Linked DNA regions of Homo sapiens: region 1 is linked to region 2. Evidence: read pairs that join two places in POLR2A ChIA-PET (ENCODE). Cell type or tissue: HepG2. All regions are shown on one strand. Links, peaks and the distances in the headings refer to the core of each region. The heading gives the core; the rest is flanking DNA. Region 1 has its middle 40 kb from the start of SPOCD1. Region 2 has its middle 18 kb from the start of PTP4A2.

Region 1 (2,907 bases), core at 302-2,801, 100 kb after region 2:
TGAGACTCTTTCTCAAAAAATAAAATAAGATAAAATAAAAATAGACATCTCAAACTGAACATGTTCAAAACTGAATTCCTGATCTTTCCCCCACAAAGGCTGCTCTACCTCAGTTGATGAGTGTCCTTCCAATTGCTCAGACCAAAAACGGATGACTCCCCTCTCTTCCTCACACCCCATATTCCAGTTGGGAAATTCTGTTGGTTCTACCATCAAAATACATCCAGAATCTGGCCATTTCTTACCACCTCCGCTGTTACTGCCTTTGTCTGAACCACTGCGATCTCTCGCATGGATTGCTGCAATAGCCATTGCATTTCCTGACTGTTCTTCCTGCGTCCACCTTGTTCACTTATCTTCTAGTCTCAACACAGAATCCAGAGGGATTCTTTTAATATGTGATCAGATCATGTCCCTCCTCTGCTCAAAACCTTTGGTGGCTCCCATATCATTCAGAGTAAAAGCCAAAGTCCTTTCATTGCCCTCCAGGGCTTGCCACCATCTGATTCCTTTCCTTTTTTTTTTTTTTTTTTTTTTTTTTAGATGGAGTCTCTCTCTGTCACCCAGGCTGGAGTGCAATGGCGTGATCTCGGCTCACTGCAACCTCTGCCTCCCCGGTTCAAGTGATTCTTTTGCTTCAGGCTCCTGAGTAGCTGGGATTACAGGTGCATGCCACCACATCCGACTAATTTTTGTATTTTAAGTAGAAACAAGGGTTCATCATGTTGGTCAGGCTGGTCTCGAACTCCTGACCTTGTGATCCACCTACCTCGGCCTCCCAAAGTGCTGAGATTACAGGTGTGAGCCACCGCACCCGACCCTGATTCCTTTTCTTACTCCTTTCTCCCCTCCTCAGCTGCAGCCATCTGGTTTTCTTGTTTTTTCTCCAACACTCCCTGACAAGCTCTTGCCGCAGGGCCTTTGCACTAGCTGTTTGTTCCTTCTGCTGGGAGAGCTTTTTCCCCAGATATCTGCTTTGACTCACTCACTCACCTCCTTTAAGTTCCCACTCAAATCTCACCATCTCAATGAAGCCAACTCTGACAACTCTAGGAATCTAGCAAGCCCTCCCTCCCCTCTTTCTCCGTCTTTCTCTGCTTTATTTTTTCCTTTTTCCACAGCACCTATCATCTCCAGAAATACATATATTTGCTTGCTTATTGCATTCACTGTTTGTCTCCCCCTGCGAGAGGTCAAGATCTTTGTTTTGTTCTCTGATGTCTACCAAATGCCTAGAATAATGCTTGCATTTGGTAGGCACTCAATAAACACTTTCTTATATGTGTAATCCACGAGATAAATATAATTTTTATCACTTTTACAGCATCTGAAGGACGTAGTCTGGGGCCTGGCCCCAGAAGCTGAGGTACAAAGAAGGTAACAAACTTAATCAGATCACCCAGCCAATAAGTAGTGGAGCTGAGAGTTGAACTAAGAATCCTTGCACTTAGCCGCTACTTCAAATTGCTTTCTTGAAACTTACAAAATGGGAGCCTCATGTAGGCTGCTTCCTGGATTCCAGTGACTCACATGATCTAATTATTCTCTTTGCTCTGAGAAGGCTGCACTCCTACTCAGACTGGGGCTAGGTTTCACATTTCTTTGTCTCCTAAGATATGTAAACATGGTATTTCATTTTACAACAAAGACCTTTGAACTGGATTGGATCTTTCATTCTGTCACGTTCTTGGGGCCCCACAACTCCATGGACAGAAAGTGAGCACCACGAAGACAGGTCTTGTTGGATATTCTCTTTGTCCCTTTCTGATTCCCCAGTGCCCAGAGCAAGGTGGGTGCTCCACAAGTATGTGTTAAATGTCGTATGAATGACATTGGAGATGGTATCCAGTTAAATTTTAGCCTTGTGGCCTTGTTTGACTTGAGGTCATGGTTCATCATGCCTCAAGTCAGGCAATGAAAATGAGAAGGAACCAGTAGAGTATGGAACAGATTGGGAAATCTTCCCGTTTTCATCGTCTGAAAGTGCTGGAGTGCCTGCAGGGCACGGTGATCATCCATAGGCTTATGGCTCCTTGGGTAACTGCCCCCAGCGCCACGTGACCTGGGTGGAGTTATCAATCACGGTGCCCCAGTTGCCTCAGCCATGAAGTGGAGGAGCGTGCCCCAACCTAGGCAGGGCCCCAGACTGCATCCTTCAGACACTGTAACGACTGACCCTGCAACTGAAGCTGGACAAGCAGTCTATGGTTTTTATTATTGTTGTTCTGATTATTACTGTTATAATGAACAGGATAGGCCAGTCCTCGTTCTTATGTTTCACAAGGGAATGAAGGGTGGGCTGTCGGCGAGCTGCCTCTGAGGTTGCCAGTGGATCCCTTTCTGGTTGTGTGGACAATGTCTTAGTGTGTTCATGCTGCTTTAACAAAATACCTGAGACTGGATCATTTGTAAGGAACAGAAATCGATTTCTCACAGTTTTGCAGGCTGGAAGTTAAAGATCAAGGTGCTGGCAGGTTCAGTGTCTGGTGACGGGCTGGTCCCTGCTTCTAAGAGGGTGCCTCGTTGCTGTATCCTCCAGAGGGGACGAACGCTGTGTCCTCCCATGGCGGAAGCGACAGAAGGGCAAAAGAGCCTAGCTAGTTCCCTTGAGACCTTTTATAAGGGCACTACTCCCATTCATGCAGGTGGAGCCCTTATTTATTTATTATTTATTTATTTGTTTATTTATTGAGACGGAGTTTTCTCTTGTTGCCCAGGCTGGAGTGCAATGGTGCGATCTCAGCTCACCGCAACCTCCGCCTCCCAGGTTCGTGATCTTCCTGCCTCAGCCTCCTGAGTAGCTGGGATTACAGGCATGTGCACCATGCCCGGCTAATTTTGTATTTTTAGTAGAGATGGGATTTCTCCATGTTGGTCAAGCTGGTCTCGAACTCCTGACCTCAGGTG
Region 2 (2,907 bases), core at 90-2,589:
TCTGAGGTCAGGACTTTGAGACCAGCCTGACCAACATGGAGAAACCCCGTCTCTACTAAAAATACAAACTTAGCTGGGTGTGGCGGCACATGCCTGTAGTCCCAGCTACTTGGGAGGCTGAGGCAGGAGAATCACTTGAACCCGGGAGGTGGAGGTTGCAGTGAGCAGAGATCGCGCCATTGCACTCCAGCCTGGGCAACAAGAATGAAACAACATCTCAAAAAAAAAAAAATAAACAAATAAGTATGAAAGAAAAGAAGCCAGGCACGGTGGCTCACACCTGTAATCCCAACACTTTGGGAGGCCGAGGTGGGTGGATCACTTGAGGTCAGGAGTTTGAGACCAGCCTGGTCAACATGGTGCAACATCGTCTCTACTAAAAGTACAAAAATTAGCCGGCGTGGTGGTGGGCGCCTGTAATTTTAGCTACCCAGGAGGCTGAGACAGGAGAATTGCTTGAACCCGGGAGGTGGAGGTTGCCGCAAGCTGTGATCTCGCCACTGTACTCCAGCCTGGGCGACAGAGTGAGACTCCCTCTCAAAAAAACAAAACAGGCTGGGCACGGTGGCTCACGCCTATAATCCCAGCACTTTGGGAGGCTGAGGTGGGTGGATCACCTGAGGTCAGGAGTTCGAGACCAGCCTGTCCAGCATGGTGAAACCCTGTCTCTACTAAAAATACAAAAATTAGCCGGGTGTGGTGGCACATGCGCCTGTAATCCCAGCTACTCAGGAGGCTGAGGCAGGAGAATCACTTGAACCTGGGAGGCGGATGTTGCAGTGAGCCGAGATCACGCCAGTACACTCCAGCCTGGACAACAAGAGTGAAACTCCGTCTCAGAAAAAAAAAAAAAGAAAGAAAGAAAGTGGTCGACAGCGCTGACTGTTTAGAAGAGGCAAGTAGGAAAGGCCTGGAAAAAGTCTTTGGATTTGGTGATGAAAAGATCATCACTGAGTGTGATGACAGACAGTTCAGTGGCTGGGCAGAAGTCAAATGACAGGGACTGAGAAATGAGTGGACAGTGAGAATGGGAGTCAGGGTTTCGACTCTCCTGAGGCCTGGGATACGGAGGGAAGGAGAGAGTTTGTCCAAAGGCAAAAAGTTTGTGTCAAACAAGATTCCAGAGAAAGGCCTGGCTGCTGTTGAGAGACCCAGGAGTAGCTAAGGCCTTATTCTGGGTTCAGGAGGGCCTGGGAAGATGCTGTCTTGTTTGTGAACCTGAAGTGAAAGCTCACCAGAGGGGCCAGCAGAGGGAACTGCCCTGCGAGAAGGCCCCAGCTTTGCGGCTGGGTTTTCCCCACTCTGCATCTAGTTTCCTTGATCCACTGATTATCTTGGGCTGGTTTTGCTGAATGACTCAGGAGCTTGAGCAAGCTTTGCTACTCAGTTTCACAGCTCTGGGGGAGGGGAAGTTGGATTCCTTTCTGATAGCTGGGAAACAGTCATTAGATATTGAAGGAAGAAGGACAATTGGGCCCCAGCTTCAGAGAGAGAGAGAAAAAAATGGCTCTCCAAGCCTTTATTTATTTATTTATTTATTTATTTATTTATGAGATGGAGTTTCGCTCTTGTTGCCCAGGCTGGAGTACAATGGCGCAATCTCGGCTCACGGCAATCGCTGCCTCCTGGGTTCAAGCGATTCTCCTGCCTCAGCCTCCTAAATAGCTGGGATTACAGGCATGTGCCACCATACCTGGCTAATTTTGTATTTTTAGTAGAGACAGGGTTTCTCCATGTTGGTCAGGCTGGTCTCGAACTCTTGACCTCAGGCGATCTGCCCACCTCGGCCTCCCAAAGTGCTGGGATTACAGGCATGAGCCACCATGCCCGGCTCCTTTATTCTTAATAAAAATAACAATATCTAACAGTTATTGAGTGCTTTTACCATTGCCAGGCAATGTTCTATGGGCCTCCCGGCTTTATCTCTGGGGTTGACTACTTGTTATTATCCTTGTTTGACGTAGGGAGTTGAGAGTTAGGTGAAATGACTTGCCTGGGGTATCCAGCCAGTCACTGGAAGAGCTAAGACTTGACTGCCAAAAGCCCATGTCCTTAACCACTGTGCAACACCGCACCTCTTAGGACCTCTCTAGGTGACCCAGTAAGGCCTGTGGGATTGAGGAGGGGCCTCCCAAATGAAGATCCTGGGCAAATGGCTGGAAAACAAAATCCTTAAAAAGAAGCTTCTCCCCTGCTAGGATTTCTGCTGAGAAGGAAGGGACAAGATCCCCTGAGCTTGTTCTGAGGCTCCTTATCACCTGAGACCCCCTTCTGTGATTCCTTTCCCCCACTTCAGCTTAGATAAAGGGCCTATTCACAGCCTCCCTGAGCTGTGTCTGGAAGCTGGCCCTGGCAGCAGCTAGTGGTTTGTCCCCTGTCCTGGCTCCTTCCTCCCTGCCTGCCTCCCCTGCCTCTGATTTGACACCTGGTATCTCTTTCCCGTGTCCCTGAGCTCAGGGCATGTGAGGCCCAGGCAGGCACAGTATCACTTTCTTCCTGAACTGTCCCTGAAGCAGGGATAATTTTGTATGCTGTCTGCCCCCTACTCTGTTGTCAGTGCACACTTCCAAGGGTTCCTGTGGAATCCAGGCTCCCGTAAACACCCAAAGAGGAGGAAGTGAGCCAAGCACTAAGCCTGTGATTGCATCAGGACTGACGCACTCTCTGCCTTTTCCCCTACCTCGGTCTCCAGGGGAGCCACGTGGGCAGGCCACTGGGTCAGGCCCAAGCCCTCTCCGCTTCATTTGGCTGAGGGGAAAAGGGGGATGCTATGGAAGGAACACAGACCTCCAGCAGCACCTCCTTGGCCTGGAAGGGAAGTAGCCAACACATTTGAAAGCTGAAGAGAAGGCAAAGGTGGGGTGGCCTGAGGAAAGGGTCTGAAAAGGCTGGGAAGTAAAGTTTTTG

Evidence for each region. Peaks named below come from ENCODE experiments on the same cell type or tissue, not always from the same donor. Only the 100,000 strongest peaks of a DNase experiment are listed, where the experiment ranks them.
Region 1: POLR2A ChIA-PET joins it to region 2 with 16 read pairs; 13 of 35 experiments call an interaction of 5 or more read pairs at or near these places.

Annotation. Positions count from the first base shown.
Region 1 is chr1:31,854,323-31,857,229 of GRCh38, reverse strand. No RefSeq gene overlaps it. Among named protein-coding and RNA genes, the nearest start is that of SPOCD1, 40 kb to the right of the region's middle. In HepG2, for the core only: no CTCF peak of the experiment used is centred there; a DNase peak (open chromatin) is centred at 1,619.
Region 2 is chr1:31,954,584-31,957,490 of GRCh38, reverse strand. No RefSeq gene overlaps it. Among named protein-coding and RNA genes, the nearest start is that of PTP4A2, 18 kb to the right of the region's middle. RefSeq lists enhancers at 911-1,470, 1,058-1,665, 895-1,672, 1,673-2,449, 2,450-2,907 and 1 more. In HepG2, for the core only: a CTCF peak has its summit at 1,262 (motif pointing right); DNase peaks (open chromatin) are centred at 1,360 and 2,570.